Regions from separate parts of the Homo sapiens genome. Here all the other regions are linked to region 2. Evidence: chromatin contacts called from ENCODE Hi-C or POLR2A ChIA-PET data. All regions are on one chromosome and are shown on one strand. The core of a region is the stretch at or near the end of the contact, and the rest is flanking DNA. Distances in the headings are between cores, read along the strand shown.

The links. A loop is a pair of places that touch in the nucleus more often than their neighbours do. ChIA-PET counts read pairs that join two places held with the same protein, here RNA polymerase II (POLR2A). Pooled maps may share reads with other maps.
Region 1: a pooled map shows a loop between it and region 2 (8-fold over the local background). The contact joins the promoter of IFI6 here to the promoter of SNHG3 in region 2. A Hi-C loop is called at or near these places in 4 of 50 pooled maps. POLR2A ChIA-PET finds 5 or more read pairs at or near these places in 2 of 52 experiments (activated CD4-positive, alpha-beta T cell and activated naive CD4-positive, alpha-beta T cell).
Region 3: a pooled map shows a loop between it and region 2 (8-fold over the local background). The contact joins the promoter of FAM76A here to the promoter of SNHG3 in region 2. A Hi-C loop is called at or near these places in 9 of 50 pooled maps. POLR2A ChIA-PET finds 5 or more read pairs at or near these places in 7 of 52 experiments (CD4-positive, alpha-beta memory T cell, H1, HEK293T and 4 more).
Region 4: a loop to region 2 is called in a pooled map, with 7 times the contacts of the local background. The contact joins the promoter of THEMIS2 here to the promoter of SNHG3 in region 2. A Hi-C loop is called at or near these places in 2 of 37 single-sample maps with no recorded cell type and 7 of 50 pooled maps. POLR2A ChIA-PET finds 5 or more read pairs at or near these places in 3 of 52 experiments (AG04450, activated T-cell and activated naive CD4-positive, alpha-beta T cell).

The regions. Positions count from the first base shown.
Region 1 is chr1:27,670,562-27,673,960 of GRCh38, reverse strand. It overlaps IFI6 (interferon alpha inducible protein 6), which reads left to right and starts at 1,769. Exons shown (of 5, transcript NM_002038.4): 1 at 1,769-1,838. RefSeq lists an enhancer at 1,398-1,737.
Region 2 is chr1:28,504,620-28,508,038 of GRCh38, reverse strand. It overlaps SNHG3 (small nucleolar RNA host gene 3), which reads right to left and starts at 2,096. Exons shown (of 4, transcript NR_036473.1): 1 at 1,955-2,096; 2 at 1,712-1,819. It overlaps RCC1 (regulator of chromosome condensation 1), which reads right to left and starts at 1,996. Exons shown (of 13, transcript NM_001381865.2): 1 at 1,955-1,996. It overlaps SNORA73A (small nucleolar RNA, H/ACA box 73A), which reads right to left and starts at 674; the gene lies at 468-674. RefSeq lists enhancers at 1-696, 888-1,182.
Region 3 is chr1:27,723,757-27,727,485 of GRCh38, reverse strand. It overlaps FAM76A (family with sequence similarity 76 member A), which reads right to left and starts at 1,525. Exons shown (of 9, transcript NM_152660.3): 1 at 1,325-1,525; 2 at 1-14. The coding sequence starts at 1,405. RefSeq lists silencers at 1,001-1,700, 1,539-2,181.
Region 4 is chr1:27,870,678-27,874,287 of GRCh38, reverse strand. THEMIS2 (thymocyte selection associated family member 2) reads right to left here and starts at 1,744. Exons shown (of 6, transcript NM_001105556.3): 1 at 1,623-1,744. The coding sequence starts at 1,716. RefSeq lists a silencer at 1,627-1,896.

The sequences.
Region 1 (3,399 bases), core at 520-3,019, 830 kb after region 2:
CTTGGGAGGCTGAGGCAGGAGAATCGCTTGAACCCAGGAGGCAGAGGTTGCAGTAAACCAAGATCACACCACTGCACTCCAGCCTGGGGAACAGTGCAAGACTGTCTCAAAAACAAAAACAAAAACAACAAAAAACAAAGAACAAAACAAAACAAAAAATATATGATGGAAATGGTATATTCAAGGCTGAGCAAAGGGGTCTAAAAGGCTTGAGTAAATTAAATAAACAGGGAGCTCAGAGTCCTGTGGCGCCCAACTCTGTTTCTCTGGGTTTTCTCTTTGACCCATATATATGGCCTCATGGAGTGTTCCCAGCAACCAACAGATAATGGAGGAAAGGAGTCAAACTCAATTCACAGATAAGTCAGTATAATATTTTGGTATCAGCTGGAAACGGACCACTCTATTACAGCCCCATTTGGGGGTGGCACTGAATAATAGTGAATCCTCCCAGGGGGCAGAACTAGGAGCAGTATACCGTGTTGTTCCCTCTGTATGCAGAGAGAGAGAGAGAGAGATGGACTGAAGTACAGACATACACCAATTCCTAATAAGAGGCAAATGGCTTGGCTGGTTGGTCAAAGGCATGGATGGAACAAGATTGGAAGATTGGGAATAAGCAGGTGTGGGTTAGGGGCATAAGAATGAACTCTGAATGGGCATAAAGCACCTGGATCTCTATGTCTCATGTTAATGCTGACCAGAGATCATCTGCTGCAGAGGAGGCTCTACAGCCCAATGGCCAGGATGTCCCATCCTGTGGATGTCAGCCAGCCTCTAAACTTAGCCTCACTATTGCCTTGCAATAGACCTATGAGTGTCCAAGGTGGTAAGGATGGGGGTTAGAAATGAGTCCAACAACTTGGGCTCCCTCTCACCAAAACTGATCTGGCAATTGCCAAAATATAGCCAATCTGCCAGCAGCAGGTAGCAATATGGCAAAATTTCTCAATGAGAATAGCCAGCCATCTGGTGGCAGGTCAATTATTTCAGACCCCTTCCACTTGGGAGAAGGCAATGATTCATCCTTACTGGAATTTCTATGTTCTCCAAATAGAGGTTGCATTTCTGACCCATAGCACTTCAAGCATCACCATCCAAAGGCTTTAAAGAATGCTCAGTTCATTACCTAGGGCCAGGGGACCCATCTTGAAACTCAAGATCTATCATGATGGCCACATGAACACAGGCTTCACTGGTCTTACCATATGCCCATGACCCAGAAGCAGCCAGCCTGAGAGAACAATGGAACAAAGTGACTTAATTTCCAAAGTTCTGGGGGTTTATAAACAGCATATGGTATGTCACATGACTACTGTGGGATTGGAAAAAGATCATGTAAATAGAGCACTTTGCACAGACCCTGGCATGCAGCAAGTGCTCAATAAATGATAGGTGTTGTTTACTAATTGGACTGAATGGTGAAAGGCCTGTGTGCCCCAGGGGGAGCTGGTGATCAGGCTTCACTAAGCCCAGTATGGCCGTGGCTCTCATCATAGTGTGACATGCTTTGAATACCCTTAGCGGCTCCAAAAGTCCTCAGCTTGAAGTGCATTTTTCTGCCAGCAGGCAGCACACAAATGTTCCCGCTGGGCGGAGCTGGGAGAGAGGGGAAAATGAAACTCTGCAGAGTGCAGGAGCTGGGAGAGAGGGGAAAATGAAACTGCAGAGTGCAGAAATAGAAACTCCGACAGGGATTGGCTGCCTAGGGTGAGACGTGGGAGGATCCACAAGTGATGATAAAAAGCCAGCCTTCAGCCGGAGAACCGTTTACTCGCTGCTGTGCCCATCTATCAGCAGGCTCCGGGCTGAAGATTGCTTCTCTTCTCTCCTCCAAGGTAAACTCAGGAGCTATGAAGTGTGGGCATCAAGCTGCCACCCTCTGCCAGGCTGCCTGTCTGCCTGTAAATCTCATGTTCTGAGAGCCAGGAGGCCCCTTCTCCTGGGAGGCAGCACTCCTGGGTCCCTTTTAGTGCTCTGGGCTGGGACTTGTCTAAGAGGATGGGTTGGAGATTTTTAGGGAGATGGGATGCAAAACCCCAAGTGGCATGAGACCCAGCTTACAGGTGCAATATCAGCGATCTGTGGCCTTAACACTGTCACCTCTTGGAGCCTTAATTACTTCCTCTGTAAAAGGAAAGTTAAGTTGCCTTTGCTGCTCAAAGGACTGGATGATTTTAGAATCCCCTTTATTATAGGATCCAATGTGACAGTGAGTTCATCTTTAAGGATAGATGAAGCCATCTGGAGTGGTTGTTAAAAATGTGGGCTTGGTGGCCGGGCGTGGTGGTTCACGCCTGTAATCCCAGCACTTTGGGAGGCCGAGACCCACGGATCACGAGGTCAGGAGATCGAGACCATCCTGGCTAACACAGTGAAACCCTGTCTCTACTAAAAATACAAAAAAAATTAGCCGGGCTTGGTGGTGGGCGCCTGTAGTCTCAGCTACTCGGGAGGCTGAGGCAGGCAGGAGAATGGCATGAACCTGGGAGGTGGAGCTTGCAGTGAGATGAGATTGCGCCACTGCACTCCAGCCTGGGCGACAGAGAAAGACTCCATCTCAAAAAAAAAAAAAAAAAAATGTGGGCTTGGGTATTAGCCAATTGTGGGTTTAAACCCTGACTTTGCCATGACCTGGCTAGGCAGCCTTGGGAATATTACTTAACCTCTCTGAGCTTCAGTTTCCTTATCTATAACATGTGGTTGATAACAATGGTACCTACTTCGTGGTGTTGTTATAGGTACAAGTGGACTGCGTGCCATAAAGTGCTAAGTACTCAATACATGAGAGGAGTTTCTTGTTTTTCTTTTTAACTTAAGAAAATAGCATTGATCTGACAAAGATCATATTAGAGGTGAGTCTGAGGGCATATGCATTTTCCAGTTTTGTGGTATAAAGGAAAGAGCATAGGTTCATGAATTCTGACTGTCTTGAATGTGTACCCATGTTGCACAATTTGCTGTGTGACCTTTATCCCTTGTGATATTGTAAAATATATTTTTTCATCCCCCAGTTCCTGGCATACAACTCCTAAAATCCTTGGAATCTTCAAAGTGATAAATATCTTTTGAGTGATAACTGTCTAATAAGTTGACTGATGGCTGGCATTTCCTCTGGGGAGGGGAGAGGGGCTGAAGGTTAAGCTGATTACCAATGGGCAGTGATTTAATCAGTCATGCCTATGTAATGAAGCCTCCATAAAAACACAAAAGGACAGGGTTTGACAAGCTTCCAGATAGCCGAATACAAGGAGGTCTCCAGTGGGTGGTGCTTCTGGAGAGGAATGGAAACTCCATGCCCTTTCTCCCATACCTTGCCCTATGCATCTCTTCATCCGGAGCATTTGTAATATCCATAAGGAACCAGTAAATGTAGCTGGGTATGGTGGCTGATGCCTG
Region 2 (3,419 bases), core at 847-3,346:
AGTGGCACTGGAGTATAGGTTTGAGTATAGGTCACTCCTGGGCTCCAGCGATTCTCCTTCCTCCAGCTACCTATCATCATGCCTGGCTACTTTTTAGCCAATTTTTCTTAAACATGTATTAAGACTTCAATCCAGCCAGGTGTGGTGGCTCACGCCTGTAATCCCAACATTTTGGGAGGCCAGAGGCTGGCGGATCACAAGGTCAGGAGTTTGAGACCAGCCTGACCAACATGGTGAAACCCTGTCTTTACTAAAAATACAAAAATTAGCCTGGCGTGGTGGCGGGGGCCTGTAATCCCAGCTACTCAGGAGGCCAAGGCAGGAGAATCACTTAGCATAATCACTTGAACCCGGGAGGCAGAGGCAATGGAGTGCGCCACTGCACTCCAGCCTGGGCAACAGAGCGACTCCATCTCCAAAAAAAAAAAAAAAAAAAAAGACTTCAATCCAGATTCAGTGCTCTAGAAGGCTGTTTCCTGCATGGTTTGTCTCCCCAGTAATTGTCGACAGGACTCTGGGAAGCTGTAGGAATATGCAGGCGCAGACACGAGGCCCAGCTTTATTTCCAACGTTGTGGAAAGGGACTTGTACATCATGGGGCAGAGCCCTATGCTCCCCTACGCCACTTGGACAGAGCCCGGGGAGAGTGACCTCCCGGGTGTATCCACGTTGGACAATCAGTGTAACGCATAAATTTACAGAATCCAATAGGAAACAATTTCATCCATTCATGTTACTACAGATCTTAAACAAGAAAGCAAACGAGTTTCCACCCTGTCCACAGTGGGGTGTTAAAAAAAAATCGGTTTCTAGACTGGTAACATGCATATTCAGCTATTCTAATTACTTTACAATAGGCGGTTAGTACTATGTGGAAGGTACCGCAGAAGCAAAGACAACAATTAGGCCCAGCTATCCTAAATTCAAATGAAACACGTGGACTTGTTAATTACCCCCAAATCGGCCAGGCACGATGGCTCACGCCTGTAATCCTAAAAATATAAAAATAAAAATGACCCAAATCACAAAAATACGAGAAAGCATAATTACGAAACGCAATGCTTCCAAATTATGAAAATCTTCGGCCTGGCGTGGCGGACCACAAGGTCAGGCGTTGGAGACCAGCCTGGCCAACATGGTGAAATCCCGTCTCTACTAAAAATACAAAAATAAGCCAGGCGCGGTGGTACACGCCTGTAGTCCCAGCTACTCGGGAGGCTGCGGCAGGAGAATTGCTTGAGCCCAGCAGGCGGAGGTTGCAGTGGTGCGATCAAATAAAAAGAAAAATTGAGAAAATTCTTAAAGGCAAATGAGGATCCAGAATAAAACTGTGTGCAATTATATTGAGAACGACAATGTGCCTACTATGAGGCAGTAAGATAAACAGTGGGGGTGGCGGTGCACCTTCAGAGGCTCGCTGGGTCGGGCGGCAGCCCTGCGGGTCCCGAGGTCTCCATGGCCCACTTCTGGCCCAGGCCCGTCTAACGCGTACTTTAGAGTTGGGACCGATGCCGCCTAAGACACCCATATATAGTTTTAAATTACATGATTTCCGGCCAGGCGCGGTGGCTCACGCCTGTAATCCCAGCACTTTGGAAGGCCGAGGGTGGTGGATCACCGGAAATCAGGAGTTCAAAACCAGCCTGACCAACATAGCGAAACCCCGTCTCCACTAAGAATACAAAAATTGGCCGGGCGTGGTGGCACGTGCCTGTAATCCCAGCTGCTGGAGAGGCTGAGGCACGAGAATCGCTTGAACCCGGCAGGCGGAGGTTGCAACGAGCACTGCAGTCCAGCCTGAGTGACAAACCGACTCCGTCTCAAAAAAAAAAAAAAAGTAAATAAATAAAATACTATATGATCTTCCTAGGGAAGCTCGGCTACTGATCTATAGCATTAGACCCACAACTCCGGTGGCAAGCATCTGATCACACTTACCAAGGATCACACTTACCAAGGAGAAGAAGCGACCACTGCGAATCTGTCTCCAAAAAGGAGAGAGAAAACGCGAAGCATCCTTTTTAAACCTTACGAAGTGCCCGGAAGTCCTGGAATGTCTATTGCGCGTGCGCAGAAGCATGCGCAGTTAGAGAATCAGAAACTCACTGAGGCTTCTGGGAATCTACTGCAGATTGAGCCCCACCCCTTCCTGGCTGGGAGGCCTCTCGCGGTAGTGGATCCTTCCCGCGGGACCTTGCTGGGGAATGTACGTTACAGAAATAGGTTTGTAGGTATGTAGCTGCAGAGGACGTTTACTTCTGTGCAATCACTGGACTCAGTCTGTAGGATATGCCCTTAGATAAACTGGCCAAAAAGTTTTTGGAAGAGTCGAACGCGGTGGCTCACGCCTGTGATTACAGCAGCTCTGAAGGCCGTGAGGGGCGGATCGCTTGAGGCCAGGAGTTCGAGACCGGCCTGGGCATCATGGCGAAACCCCGTCTCTACAAAAAATACAGAACATAAGCCAGGCATGGTGCCGCGCACCTCCAGTCCCAGCTACTCGGGAGGCTGAAGCATGAGAATCGTTTGAACCTGGGAGGCGGTGGTTGCAGTGAGCCGAGATCGCGCCGATGCACTCCATCCTGGTCGACAGAGCGAAACTCTCTCTCCAAATAAATAAGTAAAACGTTGGAATAATAAGAATGCAGAATGAAAAAAATACATATAGAGAAATACGGAGTATCAAAAGGAATTGAATCTGCTCTGTCACCTGTGAAAGAAATAATTTGATAAATGTGAAGGTAAATAAGATGAAAGTGCCCCTAGACGAATCAGATAAAAGTTTAAAAACTCCAGGCCTGGCCCGGATAAAAATAAATAAAAATAAAAAATAAAAAACTCCATTGCACAACAGTGTGAATGAATGTAATTAAAAGCACTGCCCTATACTCTTTCTTTTTTTTTCGAGATGGAGTTTTGCTCTGTCACCCAGGCTAGAGTGGAATGGCGCGGTCTCGGCTCACTGCAACCCCGGCCTCCCGGGTTCAAGCGATTCTCCTGCCTCGGCCTCCCCAGTAGCTGGGATTACAGGCGCCCGCCACCGTGCCTGGCTAATTTTTGTATTTTTAGCAAGACGGGGTTTCACCATCTTGGCCAGGCTGGTCTCGAACTCCTGACCTCAAGCAATCCACCCGCCTCGGCCTCCAAAGTGCTGAGATTACAGGCATGAGCCAGCGCACCTGGACTTTTTTTTTTTTTTTTTTTTTGAGACGGAGTCTCGCTCTGTCGCCCAGGCTGGAAGGAAGTGGTGTGATCTCGGCTCACTGCAACCTCCACCTCCCAGGTTCAACCAGTTCTCCTGCCTCAGCCTCCCGAGTAGCTGGGACTATAGGCATGCCACCATGCCCGGCTAATTTTTGTATTTTTAGTAGAGACCGGGTTTCACCATGTTGGCCAGGCTGCTCTCGAACTCCTCACCT
Region 3 (3,729 bases), core at 276-2,775, 780 kb after region 2:
GCAATCCGACATTCCTGAAATGAAATGAGGATATAATTTTAAAAGGCAGTCACAAATGGAAACAGCCTTCAGTAGGAAGCCGACCTGGGTACTATTTCTAGCATAGCTACTATGCTTGAGTGAGTCACTTAAACTTTCTGGGCCTTATTTTTCTCCTCTGTAATACTGGCATCACTTCCCTACTGTTGATGTGGGAGTTAAGTAAGAACTTATATGGATTATATGGAACTAGCCATAAATTGTAAAACAAACATATATATGAACAAGTCCCAGACTGGGAATCAGAAGCCCTGAATTCCAGGCCTGGTTCTTCTGCCACTGTGTGATTTTGCGGTTTACTTGTGAAATGAAAGTGCTGGATTAAAATTATTATTTATATATACATAACTTCCTTAAAATCATATATACATATTTTGAGGCCAAAAAGGGCACTCAAGCACTTGCATTCCCCCAGACCTGGTATATAAAAACTGGCAAATGGAAAGTCATGACCATCTGAGGCAAAAGTGACAATTATGAGTTATCCAAATCAGAGACACAAACTGGATTATTGGATAACCTCAACATTATTCTTCAGCCAGTTTGGTGACTTTTTAACTGTTGCCTCACAGCACCTCTAGTCACTTAAAAAGTAAAAGTGGGATAAAGCAACTTAAAAGAAAAAGAGAAGTTGGACCTTCAGGAGCAAAAACTGATCAGCAGCTAGTCAGGGAAGACCGAAGACCACCAACTGGATGCTGAGAAGTGATCCCTCGGATCTGTGAGCCTGACTGTGGGGCTTTTTTAAAACATAAAGCCTTGCTGCCTCCGATTCTGAGACTGGCCGAAAAGTGAGATGCTTAAAAAAAAAAAAAAAATCAAGCCTTGCTACCTCCGATTCTGAAACTGGTCGAAAAGTGCCCGTGAGGAGCCCGAGTTCGACACATTCCTCCAAGGCAGCACCCAACTTTGGAGTTCAGTCCCAGGAGGGGCAGGAGGTCCCCACCAGGGAGACCGCGGCGGCGGGGGAGGCAGCGCAAAGGGATCCCGAAGGCGACCAGTCAGGGCAAGCAGGGGACCCGCTGTCCCTCCCCCGACCTCACGGGGTCCGAGAACAATCCCCACGGTTGCTAAGCACCCGGACACGCCGGCCGCGGGAGCCTGGACCGGGTCCCGGCTCCCGCACGTGCCCCGCCGGCCCCCAGCGGGGTGGGTGCGGCTCCTCAGCCTGGCGGGCCTGCCACACCCTGCTCCGGGGACCCCGCCGGGCGTCCCCACAGAATCTGGAGCTCCGGGCCGCGCCTCCTGCGTCCCCAGTTCCCGGCCGCCGCCCCAGCCCGCGCACCTTGCACAGCTGCTGCCCCTGAGACAGCGCCTCGAAGGGGAAGCGCTGGTGGCACTTGGTGCAGGCGTAGAGCGCCGCCATGTCCGGCCCGGGCCGCGCTCACCGACCCGCCGGCCCGGCCCGCCGATTTATCTGACAGTCTGAGGCACAACCCGGCGGCGGCTGCAGGCTGCTGGCTGCGGCAGGCGGGCGGGCGCAGGCGGGTCGGGGCGGACCCGGGCGGGCTGGGGCGGGCACGGCGACTCTAGACGCCCGCTCACTGGTGGGCTTTGACGTCGATCAAGTGGGAAGGGGCGGAACACGGAGCTTTCGCCCACTCTGATTCGGTCTGGCCTGGAGTACGCCACTGTGACGCTCCAGGCCGCGATTATGTAAAGCGCAGTCACGCGGGGGCGCCACCTGGAGGGGACAGGCTCCCGGCCGGGACCTCGGAAGAGCTTAGGCTCCGCCCTACTTGCTCAGCGTTCCCGCCCTCGCTCCGCCTCTCCACGGCCTCAGGCGCATCTGCGCTTCTCGCGATACCTTCGGGGATTTGTGATGTTTTGGTTTCCATGGAGCTGCCCTCTGGGAGCACGAGGGGTACAATTGGAACGAAGGCGGCGCACAGTTAACTGGAACTCTGCAGCCGTCCAAGCCCAAAGAAGGTGGGGAGCTTGGGAAAGAAGTTCCTCATAATCGGAGCAGGAGGAGCCCGCCCAGCCTCGCTCAAAGGAGGAGACGAGACTCTGAGGGACAATTTAGAAGTGTGTCCTCAATTTAAGACACCTAAATAGGGAACTGTGGGGCTGTGGGCCTTAGGAGAGAAAAGGAGAGCCCCAGAGAGAGCACCCCTATGCTGCGGAAGAGGGACTAAAGAGATGGCAGTCCTTCCAGGAGGGATTGGACAGATATTCAGGCGTCCGGTGGCCTGCAGGCCCCCATCAGAGTGGGCTGCAATTGGCCCAGACCTGCTTCCTACTTTGTTTTCTCCGGTTTCACCCCCAGCTTCTCTCGCAAGCAACCACCTGGTGATTCCTGACGAGGCCTGACTTCCGGAAGGCAAGCCACGCCCTCCGGGCTCCCCTGCCTCTCTTTGGCTCCAGCTTGGCATGTATAGGAGCTGCCCAAGGAATGACAGACTTCTTGTTCTTGAGGTGTTGGCAAAGCTTCCTGCACTGCTGACCTATCCAAGTCCTGCCTTGTAGCTGCTCTTGGGCATAGGTTACTCTTGGCTCTGCCAACCACCCGTACAGGACTAATTGCAGTTTTACCTCAACGTGCGCTTTTTACAATTAAAAACTGACTTAATGGCTTCTATTTCCCTGCCTCAACAAAAAAAATTTACTCTCTCTGAACCCAAATCTGGCTGCTTCCTTGTAGGATCCCCCAAAGATGTGCATTAATCATTAGGATCAGAAAGCAAAGTTTCCAAATCACTGTTCCACAACTAACTACATGACCTTGGATCTATCACTGAACTTCTCACGGCCTCGTTTTTCTCAATTGTACAATGAGGTCATTGTGAGAATCAAAACCAGTACATGAGTCGGGGCGGGATGGCTCACAACTGTAATCCCAGCACTTTGGGAGGCTGAGGCCAGAGGATCACTTGAGCCTTGGGATTTAAGACCAGCCTGGGTCGGCCGGACGCGGTGGCTCACGCCTGTAATCCCAGCACTTTGGGAGGCCGAGGCGGGTGAATCACCCGAGGATCACCTGAGGTCAGGAGTTCCAGACCAGCCTGACCAACAAGGTCAAACCCTGTCTCTACTAAAATACAAAAATTACCCGGGCGTGGTGGCAGGCGCCTGTAGTCCCAGCTACTCGGGAGGCTGAGACAAGAGAATTGCTTGAACCTGGGAGGCAGAGGTTGCAGTGAGCCAAGATCATGCCACTGAATTCCAGCCTGGACTACGGGGCAAGACTCCGTCTCAAAAAAAAAAAAAAAAAGACCAGCCTGTGCAACACAGTGGGACCCCATTTCTACAAAAAAACTTTTTTAAAAATTAGCCGGGTGTGGTGGCACGAGCCTGTGGTTCCAGCTACTCAGGCGGCTGAGGCGGGAGGATCCCTTGAGCCTGGACAGTCGAGGCTGCCCTGAGCCATGATTATGCCACTGCACTCCAGCCTAGGTGACAGAGTGAGACCCTGTCTCAAAATATATATGCAAATACAAATAAAAACAGTACGTGGAGGAAAATGTGGGGAAATTGTTTAATGGGTAAGGGGCTTTTGGAGTGATGAAAATGTTTTGGAACTAGATAGAGGTAACGGTTGTTCAACATGGTGAATATACTTTTTTTTTTTTTTTTTTTTTGAGACAGAGTCTGGCTCTGTCTCCCAGACTGGAGTGCAGTGGCGCAATCTTGGCTCACTGCAACCTCCACCTCCCAGGGGTTCAGGTGATTCTCCTGCCTCAGCCTCCT
Region 4 (3,610 bases), core at 495-2,994, 630 kb after region 2:
CGAGGCAGGCAGATCACTTGAGTCCAGGGGTTTGAGACCGGCCTGGGCAAAATGACAAAACCCCATCTTTACAAAAAATACAAAAATTAGCTGGACGTTGTCCTGGTGCGTGCCTGTGGTCCCAGCCTCTCAGGAAGCTGAGGTGGGAGGATCACTTGAGCCCAGGAGGTCGAGGCCGCAGTGAGCTGTATCGTGCCACTGCACTCCAGCCTGGGCAACAGAGCCAGACTCTGTCTCAAAAAAAAAAAAAAAAACCTAGGTTGAACCCAGGGTGTTTGCCTCCAGAGCCAGTGCTCCTAACCAACCACGCAGCCAGCCCCTTCTGAGTGCCCTGTAGACGCCTGCCCCTATTGGCATGGCCATCTGTCCTCCGCACTCACCCCATCCGCACACCCACACCCTGTCAGGGCCTTCTCTAGTCACCATCACTCTGACTTCCACCATTTCCACCATCCCGCGTCAGGCAGGATGAGGAAACAGGTGTTGTAACACCAGCAGGCAAAGGGTGCTGGGAGGACGAAGACGCTTGGTCCTGGGCTGGGGGAAGAGCAAACAGATCCCAGGCGCCTTCCTGCAGAAAGCCCCTGGAGGTAGAGTCAGAATTTGAACCCAGATCTGCCAGATTCCCAAGCAGACCTGGAGAGACCCACTGCGAGGTGGTGGCCCCCTGCGGGACCCTTCATGAGGGACCTCCTTGGTCTAGGACCCCACTTGGGACCTCAAACACTCTGCTGGAAGCTGCTGCGACAGAGCGTTTTTCTGCAGCCAGGGAACAGGATGGGGCAGGGCCTTCAAGCCTCAGTTCGCTCTCTAAGGAAGGAACCCGCACCCCCACACAGCATCTCTCTCCTCCACCTCCATCTCCCCTACTCGGTGGCCCACGGGTCCTCCCTGCCCACAGAGCAGCACTGGCCACCCATCCACTGTGCTGTCTTACCCTGCCCTCCACTGTCTGTTATTCCCTCACCGCTTGCTCCTTCAGGCAATGACTAGTGACTGTGCGCCTGCTGTGTGCCCATCCCTGTGAACCAGGCCGCTGCGGGCAGACGGCAGATGTACGGGGGCGTGCAAGGAGCAGAGAGCCAGGAAGGCTTCCGGGAGGAAGCGCCATTTAAGCTGAGAACTGAAGAGCTGATCAAATCAAGTACTGCCCATGGTCAAACAGAAGGCCAAGGTGGACGCAGGGACTGAAGGAAGGCAGTGTAGAGGAGGGCCGGGGGAGGAGTGGGAGGACACAGACGGGAAGACTGACCCTGCACTTCAGAATCAAGACGCAGCCACGACCACCAGCGGCCTAATGCTGCGTCCCGGCGCGGTCGGAGCTCTGTCCCATGCGCACCGCGGGGCCACCTAGGAGTGGCCCGGCTGCATCCACCTCCCGCGCCTCAACCCACTGACTTTTCATCACTACCCTGCGGGGCAGGTCAGCGGTCCCCGTTCCACGAAAGCAAAAGCCGAGGTCCAAAGAGGTTGAGTGCGGCCCCAAATCACACAGCTTGGCCAGTGGCAGTGTCGGGATTTGAACCCAGGGGCAGTTTCCCCGGATTGCTAACGTCTTCTCCGGGTCTCTGCCCCCGCCCCACACCAAGGGAGTGCTCGGAGGGGTTCCAGCCCCCGCTCACCCTCGAAGTAGACCCCCGAGCAGACCCGCAGCACGCGCGGGAGGGAGGCGGGGTCCAAGGCGCGCACGAAGTCCTGCAGCGGCACCGGCTCCATGGTCCCCGCGGCTCTCTGGGCTCAGACTGAGGGGCGGGCGGGCGGTCCCCGGGAGCCCTGCAGCCCCGCCCCGCCGATGCCCCGCCCCGCACGCCGAAGCCGCCCCGCCAGCCCGCGGGAGCCCTGCAGCCCCGCCCCGCCGAAGCCCCGCCCCCCGCCCCCTGCAGTACCCTATGGGGAAGGGGCGATGATGAAGATGAAGAAGTCCCAGACGCCCCCTCAGCAGTGCTCCCAGTTAGAAAAAGGGGACGCGGCCCGACTTGTTCTGCGTCTCATAGGAGGGACATGCCTCTGCCCTTTGGGTTTGAGGAGGGAGATGTAGTGTCAGGGCTCCCGAATGTCCCTCCAGGACACTCCATGGTCCTCTATCGGAAACCTCCTGGTGAAGGGGATCTCATTACCTCTCCAGAACTCCCATACTCTTTCGATAATTATTGTCTACGTTGGCCTCGAACTCCTGGACTCAAGTGATCCTCCCACCTCGGCCTCCCAAAGTGCTGGGATCACAGGTGTGATCCACCTGTGAGCCACCACGCCGGGCCTCACCAATTCTAGTTAAAAATTCTTCCTAAGGCTAAAGAGAAATCTGCTTAGAAGCCGGACCAACCACTTATCCTGACCCCACAGGCTCGGGATAAGCCTTTTCCATTTCCCTGTCCCTCAGGAGTCAGACCAACATAGGTTCAAATCCCAGGTCTCCTCTTGCTCGTTGTATGACGTTAGGCAAATCACTTTGATTGTGTGAACCTCAGTTTCTTACTCTCTAAAACAGGGAGAAGAGGGCCGGGCGCAATGGCTCACGCCTATAATCCCAGCACTTTGGGAGGCCGAGGCGGGTGGATCACCTGAGGTCAGGAGTTTGAGACCAGACTAACATGGTGAAAACCCGTTTCTACTAAAAATACAAAAAAACCTAGCCAGACGTGGTGGCACACACCTCTAATCCCAGCTACTCGGGAGGCTGAGGCAGGAGAATCGCTTGAACCTGGGAGGCAGAGGTTGCAGTGAGCCGAGATTGTACCATTGCACTCCAGCTTGGGCAACAAGAGCAAAACTCCGTCTCAAAAAACAAAAACAAAAACAAAAAAACAGGGAGAAGAGGCTGGGTGTGGCCTGTAATCCCAGCACTTTGGGAGACTGAGGCAGGAGGATCACTTGAGACCAGGAGTCCTAGACCACCCTGGGCAAACTAGCAAGACCCTGTCTCTTAAAAAAAAGAATAAAATAAAATAAGGCCAGGCGCGGTGGCTCACGCCTATAATCCTAGCACTTTGGGAGGGTGAGGCGGGCAGATCTCCTGAAGTCAGGAGTTCAAGACCAGCCTGGCCAATATGGCAAAACCCTGTCTCTACTAAAAATACAAAAAAATTACTGGGCACAATGACTCACGCCTGTAATCCCAGTACTTTGGGAGGCCAAGTTGGACAGATCACCTGAGGTCAGGAGTTCGAGACCAGCCTGACCAACAGGGAGAAACCCCGGCTCTACTAAAAATACAAAAGTAGCTGGGCGTGGTGGCACGTGCCTGTAATCCTATCTACTCAGGAGGCTGAGGCAGGAGAATCGCTTGAACCCGGGATGTGGAGTTTGCAGTGAGCCGAAATTGCATCATTACACTCCAGCTTGGGTAACAAGAGCAAAACTCTGTCTCAAAAAAAAAAAAAAATTAGCTGGGTGTGGTGGTGCGTGCCTGTAATCCCAGCTACTCGGGAGGCTGAGGCAGGAGAATCGCTTGAACCCGGGGGGGCAGAGGTTGCAGTGAGCCGAGATCACGCCACTTTACTCCAGCCTGGGTAACAGAGCAAGACTCCATCTCAAAAATAAATAAATAAATAAGTAAATAAATAAAATATCCAGGCATGGTGGCATGCACCTGCACTCTCAGCTACTCAGG